2 separate regions of the Homo sapiens genome follow, and region 1 is linked to region 2. Evidence: chromatin contacts called from ENCODE Hi-C or POLR2A ChIA-PET data. All regions are on one chromosome and are shown on one strand. Each heading gives the region's core, a stretch centred on a gene start or an enhancer-like site at or near the end of the contact. The rest is flanking DNA. Distances are from core to core; before and after follow the strand shown.

Region 1 (6,727 bases), core at 2,097-4,596, 530 kb after region 2:
CCATGTTGCCTCGGAAACACGGAGAAAAAAACATTCTTTTTTTTGCCTCTTCTAGCTTCTTTTTTTTTTTTTCTGGTCATCTTTGGCATTCCTTAGCTTGTAGATGCATCACTTCAAACCTCTGCCTCTGTTGTCATCAGATCATCTTTGCCCTCTGTGTCTCTGTGATGTCACATGATCATCTTAAAGGACGCTGATCATATTAGGCTAGGTACATCCTAATGATTTCATCTTAATTTGATTAAATCTGCAAAGACCCTATATCCAAATAAAGTTACATTCATAAGTACTAGAGGTTAGGATTTCATATATTGAGTTCTCTATATATCCTTTAGAGGAGGGACACAATTCAACCCATAACAATGACACAGACAGTGGTTCTCAAACTCTCACATGTATCAGGCTCACCTGGAAGGTTTGTTAAAACACGGATTACAGCCAGGCACAGTGGCTCACGCCTGTAATCCCAGCACTTTGGGAGGCCAAGGCGGGCAGATCACTTGAGGTCAGGAGTTCAAGACCAGCCTGGCCAACATGGTGAAACCCCATCTCTACCAAAACTACAAAAATTAGCCAGGCATTGTGGCAGGTGCCTGTAAGCCCAGCTACTCAGGAGGCTGAGGCAGGAGAATTGCTTGAACCCGGGAGACAGAGGTTGCAGTGAGCCCAGATCACACTACTGCACTCCAGCCTGGGGGACAAGAGTGAGGGTCTGTCTCAAAAAAAAAAAAAAAAAATAGAGATTACTGGATCACATCCAGGGGTTCTGATTCAGGAGATCTGGGGTGGAGCCTAAGAATTTCCATTTCTAACAAGTTACCAGTTGATGCTGTTGCTGTTGGTCCTGGTAGCAGACACTTGAGAATTACTAGTGTAGGACCTTGCAACTCAAAATGCAGTCCTTGGACTAGGAGCATCAGCATCACCAGGGGCCCTGGGAGAAATGCAGACCCTCTCCTGGACCATGCCCCAGGCTTTCTGAATGAGAATCTACATTCTAACATTAAAGTTGGAGAAGCCTTGATCTAGGAGGCACTGCCCCAGAACAAGCTGGAAAGTCAGCTAGCCTCCGCTATAGAAGGAAGTTTCTACAAAGTCAAGCCAGTAGGCTCAGTTCAGTCAAGTTGGCCTTCTCATAGAGGTCTCTAAGAACCTCAATTGGTATCTGGCTCTCAGAAGAGTTTCTATTGGGTCCACATCCTAAAACCTGCTCATTCCTGGGAGATACCAGGAAGTCATGCCTGAGGTCTCATTTTCAGACAAGCAACAGAACATAAGGTTGCACACACCACCTTTGCTAAAGAGACAATAAGGCTTATTCAAAGAAGCCAATGAAACATACACTCAGAGATGGTGACAGGCCAGAGGGAATTAAGAGACCTGCAGAGGCACAAAAGAGGAGATAAGTAAAATGTATTACGAAGGAGTTTTCTTGGCACTTTGCCTGATCTACTGACTTATTTTTATTTCTTACAGTGCAGTTTTGTGGATAACTATTTATTTTCATGACTGCTTTAATTGGAGAAACAGGTTCACTTTGTTGTGATAAGGTTTGTGTTTCAAAAGCAAGGAAGAAAGTAGAAAACAATACAGTTCCTGTGAGTTCCTCTGAATGCACTGAAAGATTGTGCAATTCTCTCTAATATAGTTCCCAGTGATATTTTTTGGGGTGAGGCATTTGCTCTGGAAAAGAATGGTTTAAGTAGTTCCTATTATGGTTTCTAAATAAAGAGCCAAGCCCTGAACTGACCCCTGAACTAATGTGACAGAAAGCTCTGGCATTCAAAATGGCTGCAGTGCTTTGGGCCACACCTCTCTTCACTGGGCCGGGTCCATAACCTTCCAGCTGCTCTGAACCTGAGCCGGAGTTGTTTGCTAATTACCTATTCGTTTGCACCCATTGTCCACTGCCAGAAGATACACCTCCAAAGTCAGTTTCTCTTGTGAAAATTTGACTAACAAGCAGTGGCATATTAGAATTTCAGAGCTGACACCCACCTGACAACATCAACTCCAATCTCTCCTTCTTATAGGTACAGGGAAAGAAAGTGACTCAATGTGGCTCATGTAACCAGCCTGTGGCAGAACCTGGAGTCAATCCCAGGTCTATGGTCACTTCCAGCACTTCCCATGCCACCTCTTTATCCTGCCCTCTCCCTTGGAGATGAACTGACTTTGGAATTAACCATAAATTACCTGCCACAAACCCTCAGCAGCTTACACTTGAGTTCTCTGTTCCTAACCAACCCAAGCTATGGTATTGGCACAGAATTCTGTTTCTAGGGCTATGCCAGGTCAGGGGTACACACAGCACCCAAAAATCATGCTATAGAAGGCTATAATGCAAGTCTGGCTCTTCTGGAGCAGGTACATGAATGGAGCCAGCCTGCCATACTAGGTTCTATGGGAAACTGGGAGCACATGCCCCATGTAGCAGGGAAGCCAATACTTACCTCCAATAGCCAGGAGCCTTTGGGATTGAGGACCCAGTGTTGCCAGTCATAGCTATTTTTAAGAGATGTTAGAATTTTGTTTGTTTATATGTGAAATCACTTGCATTTTAAATATTGGCTCAGATTTTTAAATGTCTTTTAAAACACTGGCAGGCTAAACAAAATCCAGCCCATGGGCTGCCAATTCATCCTCTGCAGCATAGTAACAGTGAGGGATGAATGCTAAAGCCAGGCAGACCAGTGTGAATCCTGGCTCAGACCCTTGGTATGGCCATGGGTAAGGGAACCTCCCAGCCCTTCTACCTCCTAGCACTAATGGTCCAATCTCATAGCATTCTTGGGAAGACTGCAGTAATATAGGTGAAGCACTTAATGTGCTGCCAGTTACATCAGTACGCAAGAAAAGTTAGCACCGCCATTATAATAACCCTGAATCATAAAGACCTGAATGCCCTTAGTCAGAGCACCACCCAGAAAGCTCTCTAAGGCAAAGCCAGCACTCGTCTGCTAAAAGCCCTCTGTCCCTCTCAGCTAATTTCTGAACCAGTATCTTCCATGGCTTTGTGATCCCTGCTGGGAATTCAATGTTAAGGTAACATAGCAGCTTGTCATGTACTTCCCTGTGGCGTTTCTCTCTGGGGAGACAGAGACAAATGGAAAGAATGGACAAGGCGGGCTGCTCAAAGCACTCTGGATAGCCTTGGAGGATGCATGGACAGAGGAAAGCCCAGCTTCAGCCAGGAGGCCCCAGGGTGTTTGTTCCAGCAGATAAACATCCTTCCAGGAACAGTTTAGATCATCTGATATAAAAAAGTGGCCTCTGACCCAAGGCAGTTTTGTTCTGTTCTTTCTCAGCCAGTCAAGTGTAAGTGAAGAATGTGGCTGAGATTGGGATCTGGCCTGGAGTGCCTCACAGGGGGACACGACGGTTTAAATGCGGCTGAACCTTCTTTGGAATGCTGCCTGACTGGTGCTTCAGGTGTTACTTAAATTCTTAGCAAAGACAAAAGGAATCGAAAACAAGGTATACTAAACTGACCATTGTGCTATAGGGGCCTAAGGAAAGCTTCCCCTCCCCACTCTAAAATTTCACTGAGGGCCGGGGGCGGTGGCTCACCCCTGTAATCCCAGCACTGTAGGAGGCTGAGGAGGGCAGATCACCATGAATATTCAGTGTGAATATTCATGTGAGGAGTTTGAGACCAGCCTGGCCAACATAGTGAAACCCTATCTCTTCTAAAAATACAAAAATTAGCCGGGCATGGTGGCAGGCACCTGTAGTCCAGCTACTCTTGAGGCTGAGGCAGGAGAATCTCTTGAACCCGGGAGGCAGAAGTTGCAGTGAGCCGAGATTATGCCACTACACTCCAGCCTGGGTGACAGAGACTCTGCCTCAAAAAAAAAAAAAAAAAAAAATTTCATTGAAAAATCAACTCACAAAAGGCAGATTGATTGAAGAAAAGGCATACAAATTTATTAACATGCACACAGAATGAATTGCAGAGTGATTACCCCACCCCAACGGGATTCAGAAACTTATGTACCATCCTGGCAAAATAGGTTATGGGGTGATGGAGAAGAGAAATTCTGTTATGGGAATTGCTGGAGAGAATGAACGGTTCAAGGAACAGAGATGAACTTGTATGTTATCTTGTGAAAGGATCTGTTCAGGATCTCAGACAGATGAAGAAACTTCTTTTTTTTTCTTTTTAGTAGAGATGGGGTTTCACCATGTTGGCCAGGCTGGTCCTGAGCTCCTGGCCTCAAGTGATCCGCCCACCTCGACCTCCCAAACTGCTGGAATTACAGGCGTGAGAGACCATGTCTGGCCAGATAAATGAACTTCAACATCATCCTGTCTTTGGGACAGACTGGGGGGGCCAGATGGGGAAGATCAGAGAGACCTTGAGGCTTCTTCAGTTAAGTATGTCAATGAGCATATTTTGAGGTATCAGTTTGTGAGCCCCAACAATGTTTTGGTATAGGGGGTCTTACGGAAATGCAGGGAAATTTGATTTCACTTACCACAGGATCAGAGATGTATTTCTTTCATGGGTACCACAGCTGCTAAACCAAGCAGGTCTTCTCAGGACATAACCCACAGTGAGCATGTTAGGATGCAGGAACATGTGCAGGGCTCTGGCAAGAGGTACTGAAACATTGAAAACGGCCTTGATAGAGTATCTCTCTTTGAAAGAGGTTTAAAAAAGATACACTAAAAGTTATTTTGCTTAACACTGTCCATATAAACCAAAGAGGGCATTGAAATTACCAATGGCCCTGTATCTCTTGGGCAACAGATAAGGCCTATTTTCAAGATATATCTTTCCGTAGATCCTACTGTCCTGAATAATTTGTAGATTCCTGATGTATTGAATATTGAGAAATGCTTTTTAGTCTATGTCCAGTTATTTTCATGGATGTTGAAGAAAATAGACTAAGAGGAAGGGTTTAATATTTATGCAGCTACAAGTGTCCATTTTTCCCCCAGAAAATATACTACATAACACACACACTCTTTTCTTTTTTTTGGCATTATACAATTCTCTTCTCAGTGCTACAAAAGAACTAATTATTCACAGCAAGGAAAGCATGCTGTAATATAGTTGCAAGGGGCATTTTGTCTAGTTGTTAATTAGCCAAGTTTTTGGTGTCAGACAGAATTGAGTTTCAAATCTCACTCCACCACTTCCTAGATTTGAACTTGGGCAAATTATTTAGCCTTTCTAATCTTAGTTTCTCATAGCTATAAAATGAAGCTAATAACAGGATCTCTGCAAAGATTGTTATGAAAATTAAATGAGCTAATAGTTATATAGCATTTAGCAGGATTTGGCACATAATAGTGCTAAATCAATGGTAACTATTGTGAAACCAGAAAATCTGAGACAGATCTCGGTTAATTTAGAAAGTTTATTTTGCCAAGGTTGAGGATGCACTGGGACACAGCCTCAGGAAGTCCTGATGATATGTGCCCAAGGTGACCGGGGCACAGCTTGGTTTTATACATTTTAGGGAGACATGAGGTATCAGTCAATATATGTAAGAAGTACGTTCGTTCCATCCAGAAAGGTAGGGACAACTCAAAGCAAGGCCCCCCCACTGGGGGCTTCCAGATCACAGGTAGGTGAGAGACAGATGGTTGCATTCTTTTGAGTTTCTGGTAAGTCTTTCCGAAAGAGGCAATCAGAATATACACCTATCTCTGTGAGCAGAGGGATGACTTTGAATAGACTGGGAGGCAGATTTGCCCTGAGCAGTTCCCAGCTTGAAGGGGCCCAAGATATTTTCCTTTCACACTATTATTAAAATTTCCCTCCAATTTAACTCTTTCAATAAAACTCACATAACCAGTGTTTTCTTAAGGTGAGGTATACCTGTACTCAAGATGTGCTTAAATTCTGGTGAAGGAATGTTGAAAGAAATAAACAATTTCCTATGCCACTCAAAAGACCACAAGGATGGCTAAATAGTAGAAAGGCAAGTTTACTGGCAACATCAGTTTGCAAAACGGGAAGAGTCAGTCTTCAGTGTGTACCAACGGTATCCTCTCTTTGAAAAGGGAAAGGGCAGGTTGGGTTTTATGCCTCACAGGATCTGTATTACATAATAGTCATACATATTTAGCAGGTCTGGGGGGAAAGCCATACTTCTTTATGAGAGGAGTTGAGTGCATGCACAATGGGCAAACATATATATATAACACGCATCTCATGTTCATGTAGGGGCAGGGTTTTAGTATTAAAATGCGGTAGAGTTTGGCCCTTTACGACAAAAGGTAAACTATAGGACACAAAGACATAGAGATTGTGTGTAGTCTCTGTAAGCCAGCTGAAACTGGCTTGAGGTCTGCAGTTGCTAATCAGAAAAGAATGCTTTTCCTCTGTCCAATCAGAGTTGTAGTGATCTGCGTTGTAAATCAGAGTTAGGAATTTGCCTGATAGCACCTATTGTTAGGGAGTTTAACATGCTCAAGGTTTTTCTTGTAGTCAGAATTTAGGAAGTTGCTGTGCCAGCCAAGCTCTGGACCCTTGACTCACAGGTAACTTTTGTTTTCTTAACCTTGGGATCCATCTTAGTTGATAAAAGGGCATCTATTTTGGTCCCGCAGATCACATCTACTAGTCTGCATTGCTCATATTGCAGTTAGGATCCAGTCTCAATGAAGTCTGGCTACATAGTCTCAATGACAGCCTTGGAAACTCCTCCAGGGGTCATGAACATAGAATGGCCTTTCATAGTTTCCTGAGTTGGAGCAAGACAGCACAAGGGCA
Region 2 (7,512 bases), core at 4,188-6,687:
CAAGACACCACATTCAGGGCCCTCTTACATACTTACATTGGTTTTACAATATCAACAGGGCAAATATTGCCTTCCCCCCATATTTCAGGAAAAGTGAAGTGGTTTGGTGGAGTTAAGCAGCAAAGCAGGGACTGGAGCCCACATCTTGTCCCCAGCCCACAGCTCTTGCCACATCTCAGTTTTGCATTTCTGTCCATAGTTCTGCAGCTTCATAGTGTGGCATTCACCCACAGGCCTGGGGGAGTGCTATGAAATCCTGTTCCCATGTGATATCTACTTATCTAACATTTCTAATTCCCTCTTCCCTGAAAGCCAATAAAATTCTAAATCTTTTCCACATGAGACTGTGGGCTTTTTGGGAAAAAGAAAATCAAGCATATGGCTCTCAGAAAATAAAATCTGCTTTGTGAGATAAAAATCTCCCTCCTTGCCCCCACCCTCCCAGCTACCCCATGGTATCACATTCTTTGGAGTTTCATTTTACATGTTGGGGCTGGGACAACAGACACATGTGTGTGCCTGCCTTGAGTGGTCATAATACATTGCAAAAAATCCTTCTGCAACCCCTCTCTTCCAGAGTGGTTTTTTCCTTCCTCAGCTATTCCCCACGGATGACATTAGCTCCCTTTTTAATTCCTTTCCCCTCGCTGCACGCTCTGATGTTACTTACCAACCCCCAGTGGATATGCAGAGGCTTATTCAGTGTCACATGTAATAGATAAAACAGCGGGGGCTTCTAATCGGAAAATGTTTTGCAGGCTGCAAAAGACTATGGAAAACCACAAAGCTGCCAATATGGTCCAGAGTTTATTAATACATATTTGGCACAAGTGTGGCACACAACACTGCCCTGTCCCCCATGGGGGATTAGTTACATGTTTACAGACATAGCATACTGTGGAAGGGGGGCAAGGATATAGCCCCCTTTCTAGGAACCTTCTGCAGAGCTTGTTTTTTTATCTGAGGCCCAGAGACATCCAGGTAGTATGCCTCTTCATGTGGGCACAGCATTAGAGGTTGCTTGAGTCTTCTTCCTATTTTATTTATTTTTATTTATTTATTTATTTATTTTTGTAGAGATGGGATCTTGCTTTGTTGCCCCAGCTGGTTTCAAACTCCTGGGCCCAAGTGATCCTTGCAACTTGGCCTCCCAAAGGGTTAGGATTACAGGTGTGAACTCGGCTTGTAGTGGTGTTTTTAAGAGGCTACCAATTCCTTTACACACTCCCATCAAGAGGTGGGGTTGGCCGGGCATGGTGGCTCACTCCTGTAATCCCAGCACGCTGGGAGGCCGAGACGGGCGGATCACGAGGTCAGGAGATCAAGACCATCCTGGCTAACACAGTGAAACCCTGTCTCTACTAAAAATACAAAAAATAGCCAGGCGTGGTGGTGGGCGCCTGTAGTCCCAGCTACTCAGGAGGCTGAGGCAGGAGAATGGCCTGAACCCAGGAGGCAGAGCTTGCAGTGAGCCGAGATTGAGCCACTGCACTCCAGCCTGGGTGACAGAGGGAGACTCCATCTCAAAAAAAAAAAAAAAAAAAGAGGTGGGGTCAACGTCTCCTCTGCTAAAATCTGGGCTCTGTGACCTCTCTGACCAAGCGAGTGCTGTGGGAGGACGCTATGGCCTCCCAAGGCGGGGTCAGAAGGGGCCAGGCCCACTCCACCTGCAGCTTTTGGGATGCTCGCTGTGGCCCCTTTTCTGGATACTCCTAAGCAGGAAGCTTCCACATTGTAAGGAGCCCAGTCTCATGGAGAGGCCTTGTGGGGTGCTCTGGTTGACTGTACTCCAGCCTCCAGGCACAGGCCCCAGGCATGCAAGTGAGGCCACTCTCTTGGAGGCACCACTCCCAGCGCCAGCCCACCCAGCGCTCAGCCATTTGCATCACCCGGGCCATTAAAGTCTTCCCCGCATCGCTCCAGAAACAGTAGAGCAGTGAAGAGCCGGGCCCACAGGTTCTGTGAATGTAACAAGACAGCCGTTTCATGCCCCTGAGTGTGTGTGGGATGGTTGCAGCAGGAGGAATCACAGCACACAGCCAGGTGAATGCTGAGCGTTAAAAGGGCCCTGGGTACATTCCAAGAACTAGACCTTCCAGGCCTCCTGGCTGGACCACCCACACCTCATCAAATCTATAGGGCCAGACTGCAGAAAAAACTCCTTGTCCATTGTTAAAACCCTGCAGAAAGAACCAGACTCTACAGCAGTCAGCACTGACTCGCTGCCACTCTGAACAAGGCCTGCTGGGACCTCCTACTCGACCTCCCTGTCCCTCCTGGGCCTCTCCGGCCTCCTCTCCTTCCACCTTCCCTCACTCACTCCCCAGCAATGCTGGTCTCCTCCTTTGGCCCCCCACACACCAGATATGGTCCCATCTCAGGGCCTTTGTTCCTGCAGTTCCCCCTGCCTGAACTGTCCCTCCTTGTATATTTGCCTGGCTGTCTCCCTCAATTCACAATTCCTTTAGGCCGGGAGTTCCCAAGCCCTGGCTGCAGACTGGTACCGGTCCATGGCCTGTTAGGAACTGGGCCACAGCATTAGATTCTCCTAGGAGCGCGAGCCCTATTGTAAATTGTGAGTTTGAAGAATCTAGGTTGCGCTCCTTATGAGAGTTTAATGCCTGATGATGGGAGGTGGAACAGTTTCATCCTGAAGCCATTCTACCCCAGTGCCCCGGTCCATGGAAAAATTGTCTTCCATGAAACTGGCCCCTAGTGCCAAGAAGGTTGGAAACCGCTGCTTTAGGCCTTTACTCAGAGCCACCTCCTCCATCAGTCCTTTGTGGCCATGCTCTCCAAAAGGGCAAATCCCCACCCATGTCTCCAATTTGCATGACTCTTTTTCTACTTTATTTTTCTCTTGAATACTTGTCACTATCTAAATACTTCTATTTTACTCATTTTTGTTGTTTATTATGCCTTTCCCACTAGAGTGTATGTTCAGTATGCACAGAAATACATCCCCCAGGGCCTAGAAGAATACCTGGCACAAGGAAAGCAGGCAGTCAATATCCATTGCAGAAATAAATGAATACTCTGTAACAAAGTTATGCTTTTGCTTTTATCCCGAGAAACAAACAGAGTATATGCCTATCACAATAAATATTTGTTAAGTGAATAAATGGGAGACATGCAGGATGGCTGGTTTATTGTTGCCTTTAGAAAACAGTATGAATTCCATCCTGCCGAGATCTCCTCCAACTTCCCTCTCCAGCTTCACCACCTGCCTCCCTCCTCTGCTCAACCGGAGCAGGTATTCCCCGGTTCAGTGCACTGAAGCCTGGCTTCTGCCATTTCCTCTGCCTGGAAGGTCCTGCATCTACCTCTTTGTGAACTTACAACCTGTTTGTCTCTTCAGGACCAGCTCAGGTACCACCTAGCTGGAGTCCCTTTGGCCTCTGGTGAATTCCATGTGCATTTCTCCCAGGTCCTGAGGTCCCTGGGTATCTGTCTCATCTCCTTCATCTGTCTGAATCCCAGAGAAGAGCAGGTGCTGCTCTGCCTTGTTCATATCTGTAGTCCTTACCTCCCTTCACTCATAGGCAGCTGCAGATACAGATGGGGTCTGGAGAATTTGGGGATGTGTTGGAGGGATGGGGTGAGAGAGGAGGTCTGGAGAACTCCATGTTCATATCCGATTCTGTCAGAGTTTGAGAAGTGCAACAACAGAAGTAGAACTAACTGACATGCCCCTATGACAGTGAAAAGAACACAGGTCTTGGAATCAGAGAGCCTGGTCTCATCTCCTTGCTAAGTCTCCTTAGACAAACCATTTACCTTTCCCAAGCCTTGGTTTCTTCAACTACAAAAATGTGTATGCCACAAGGATATTGTTTGGATAAAAGAATATCATTCTTGAGGGGGGAAGAAGTGTAAACTGGAAAACACTATGCAAATGTAAACGAATGTGTAAAAGATGTTCTAACCAGTGAAATTGACAAGAGTGTGGCTCAGGTTGCTGCCAGAGGGTGGCAGCAGCAGGCAGGGACTTTGGCCCACGGTCCTTTGAAAAAAGCTACCCTGGAAACTGCCAGAAAGGGATACATTCGCTGGGTTGCCCTGAGATGATCAGCTCATCTGACTGAAGAGATTGCCCTCTCTCCTGGAGTGGGATCTGGCCAGGGCTGAACCAAACCCCAGAAGTCTTCCCTTGAGTGATTTTCCCCAGATGTTTTTTACGGCCACCCTCACCATCACGATGCTGTCCTGAAATTTCCGGCATTCGGTGTAGGTGTTTTCTTGGTGACCTCATCTAGTCTTCACCACAAACTTTTGAGTATAAGTGAGCAGGCCAGATTGTAACTCCTTCCCACAGATCATCATTTTTTTTTTTAAATTTTCATTTTTATAGAGACAGGGTCTCACTATGTTGCCCAGGCTGGTCTTGAACTCTGGCCTCAAGCGATCCACTTGCCTTGACCTCCCAAAGTGTTGGGATTACAGGCGTGAGCCACGGCACCTGGCTGCACCTCACCATTTCAGACATGACAAAACTGAGGCCCAAAGAGGTTACTTTGAAGATCACACAGATACTAAATAGGAAAAAGTTAGAATTTGCATTTTAAGCCTGGGTTTCTTTTTTTAGCTTGAATTCCATTACATCATCACTTCTTTCACCTTGCTTGTTCAGTTATTCATACAACCAGCACTTTTTGGGCTCTTGCAGTTTGCTGGAGAGCTGCATAGACTTCCTACTACTTAGCCATGGTGGCCGCTCTCCTGGCCTAGGCGAGCCGATGTCTCCCACCCTTTCTGTTCAGAGCTAGGGCCTCAGTCTATCTTCCTCTACTCTGGGCAGCAGGCGCCACCTCCTTAGTGTTCTGGGGCTCATATCCCAAGCCCAACAGCTGAGAAAGGGCTCTGTCTCCCCCTGCTCCCTACATCACAGCTTCTTAGATCACAATCTCACAGGCCCTGCTGGCTTTATACTTAGGCAATCCTGAGAAATAACTAGGAAGAGGAGGGTAACAAAAACAAAAATAAAAAGCAGAGAAAAGTAACGCATACCTAAGGAATCATATAAAGTTTCCTAGTTCTTCTCAATCTACAGTTCACGACTTCTCTGCTACGAAGTCTTCAAGCCCTGAGCTTGAGTTCTCCTGACTTACTTCCGAAGGTGAAACTTCTCTATTTTGTCTCTTTTATTCTCTTAAGTTGGCCTCATTATCAGGAACATAGAGGCAATCTGGGAAGAAAGCTGACATTTGTTGAGCATCTCCTAGGGCCAGGCATCGTGCTAGACCCTGGACACACGTCACTTCATTTGACCTCACAATAGGCTTGAGAACAAAGCATTTGTCTTCTTTTACAAATGTGGAAACCGAGACGCAAAGACATGAAATGACATGCCTAAATTCGTGTTTCTAGCATGTGGTGGCTCAAAGCTCTTTTCCCTTAAAGCACATGATTATACAGCTAGCAACAAGCATGTACCCCTTCTCTCAGAGGTGTTTAACGCTTGGGGGAATTCCAAGGTCAGTGACTTTCATATCCGGAACCCAGGCTTCACACAGGAACTGGCACTGTGGGCCGATTCTGTCCTCTCTGCTTTGTGGGTGGGAAGCCCAAGAGGAAAAGAAAACTCAGTTTTTGCCTTGGAGGAGATAACACCTGACAAAGGAACAAGCTCTCAGAGACAGACTTTTTGGCTGGAAAAGAGTACATCTGCTGCCATGGTGCATGCATTGGTGGCCGATAACATTAGGCTGCTTTTGTGAGAACACTCACCTCTTTGCCTGGCAGTGACAATGTTTGTGGAATCTGATTTTGCTGCTGATACTGATACTGAAATTCTGCTGTGATCATCTAGATACAACCAAGATAAACATCAATAGGACCTGGCCACAGACACACAGTGTGGCCTTTCTGATCATCACTGAAGCCCTGGCAAATATCAGTTTTTTTTCTTTTTGTCGTTTTATAAGCACTTTGTTTTATTGCACAGAAGCAATTGAAACTGGACACAGGTGGAAAGTGCGCCCTGGCATAATTCAGTGCCCAGTGCCCGGCCCCACCTGGACCACTCTTCCAGAATAGAGGTCTCTGGGCAAGGGCTTGACCACTCCTTTGGAAAACAGAAGGCATTTGGGAACAGGTTAAGACATCTCAAGCATAATGTGTTTCTAACTGCTTGTGGTCATCTGTCAGTTGCACATAGAGGCAATAAATGCACTTATTTGGAAAGGAGGGGGGCAGTTTTTATAGTCAAGTATTTACGTATGGCATTTGGCATGTATCACATTCGGCTACATAAGCTATCATAACATAATTGTCCATCGCCTCGGGAGGGTGTGGGGGCAGGAGGCTGGGATTGCCCTCTTTTGCTAACATATTGCTAATGAAGTTCCTGTTTGAAGAGGGAGGCCCTGTCATCTAAGCAGTTTCTTCTTACATAAAAAGTAAAAATTGCATTACTCTGATCCTTGAGCTCCAGGACCCTTTTGAGTTTCTTTGGCTGCTCCAGACATTCCTTTCTCCCTGCCTTACTTCCCCTTGGCAGCCTTGTCTTCTGTGGCCTTCTCTGGAGGCCTGCTGTCTTTTTGGTCTGTGCTGGAGGATTTTTCAGCCTTTTCCGCCTTAGGTTCACTGAGCTCCTTTGAGAGGGTCGTCTTTGGCTTTGGGTCTTGGGTTTCTCCTCAGGCTTCTTGAACTCAGTGGCCTTCTCCTCCTTGGTATCTTTTTTCTCCATTGCTGCTGCCGCCTCCTCCCTCTCTGCTGGTTTTCTGGGTTCCTTGGCCTTGGCATCATCTGGTTCCTTCTTGGCCATCTCTGTCTTCTCTTTGGGTTTAGCGTCTTCCTTCACCTCCACCTTGGCAGGAGCCTCCTTCTCTAAGGTGGCTGCTTTTTTCTTATCTTCAGCCTCTTCCTTCTTGGCTTCAACTTTGGATTCTTTGGGCTTTTCGATGGCAGCTTCCTTCTCCTCCACCTCGGGCTTTGGAGCCTCCTTGTTGGATGACTCCTCTTTCTTGCTCTCCTTCTCTGTTTTTGGCGTGGCGGTAGCTTTCTCTTCCTCTGCCTTCTTTGCAGGCTCTTTGACTTTTACGTCCTGGGGCTTCTCCTCCTCCTTCACTGGGGACTTCACCTCTTCCTTCTTTGGGATCTCCTTCTCGGGGGCCTTGGCATCCTCTTTCAGGGGAGACTTCACCTTCTCTGGGAACTTGACCTCCTCTTTGACAGGGCTTTTGGCCTTTTTGGGGGATTTATCTGCAGAGGGCCTTGCTTCCTCCTTTGCTGGAGTGTTGGCTTCTGGAGACTTCACATCAAGAGTCTTGGCCTTCTCAGGGGACTTTGCTTCTTCCTTCACTGGGGACTTGGCCTTCTTTGGAGACTTGGCCTCAGCCAGTGACTTTGCCTCTTCCTTTGCTGGGGACTTGGCCTTCCCGGGGGGACTTGATCTCAGCTGGAGATTTTGCTTCCTCTTTCTGTGGGGACTTGGCCTTAGCCAGTGACTTTGCCTCTTCCTTTGTTGGGGACTTGGCCTTCCCAGAAGACTTCACCTCAGCTGGGGATTTT

Evidence for each region. Hi-C counts contacts between places; a loop is a spot of excess contacts on that map. ChIA-PET counts read pairs that join two places held with the same protein, here RNA polymerase II (POLR2A). Pooled maps may share reads with other maps.
Region 1: a pooled map shows a loop between it and region 2 (1.8-fold over the local background). The contact joins two enhancer-like sites. A Hi-C loop is called at or near these places in 1 of 50 pooled maps. POLR2A ChIA-PET finds 5 or more read pairs at or near these places in 2 of 52 experiments (activated CD4-positive, alpha-beta T cell and endothelial cell of umbilical vein).

The regions. Positions count from the first base shown.
Region 1 is chr1:117,265,790-117,272,516 of GRCh38, forward strand. No RefSeq gene overlaps it. Among named protein-coding and RNA genes, the nearest start is that of LINC01525, 26 kb to the right of the region's middle. RefSeq lists a silencer at 2,858-3,152 and an enhancer at 3,114-3,632. Within about 2 kb of position 3,347, at least 3 of the 41 ENCODE cell types and tissues checked have a DNase peak (open chromatin) inside an H3K27ac peak, as active enhancers do.
Region 2 is chr1:116,733,499-116,741,010 of GRCh38, forward strand. It overlaps the pseudogene NEFHP1. Among named protein-coding and RNA genes, the nearest start is that of CD2, 17 kb to the right of the region's middle. RefSeq lists enhancers at 4,609-4,908, 5,377-5,586. Within about 2 kb of position 5,438, at least 5 of the 41 ENCODE cell types and tissues checked have a DNase peak (open chromatin) inside an H3K27ac peak, as active enhancers do.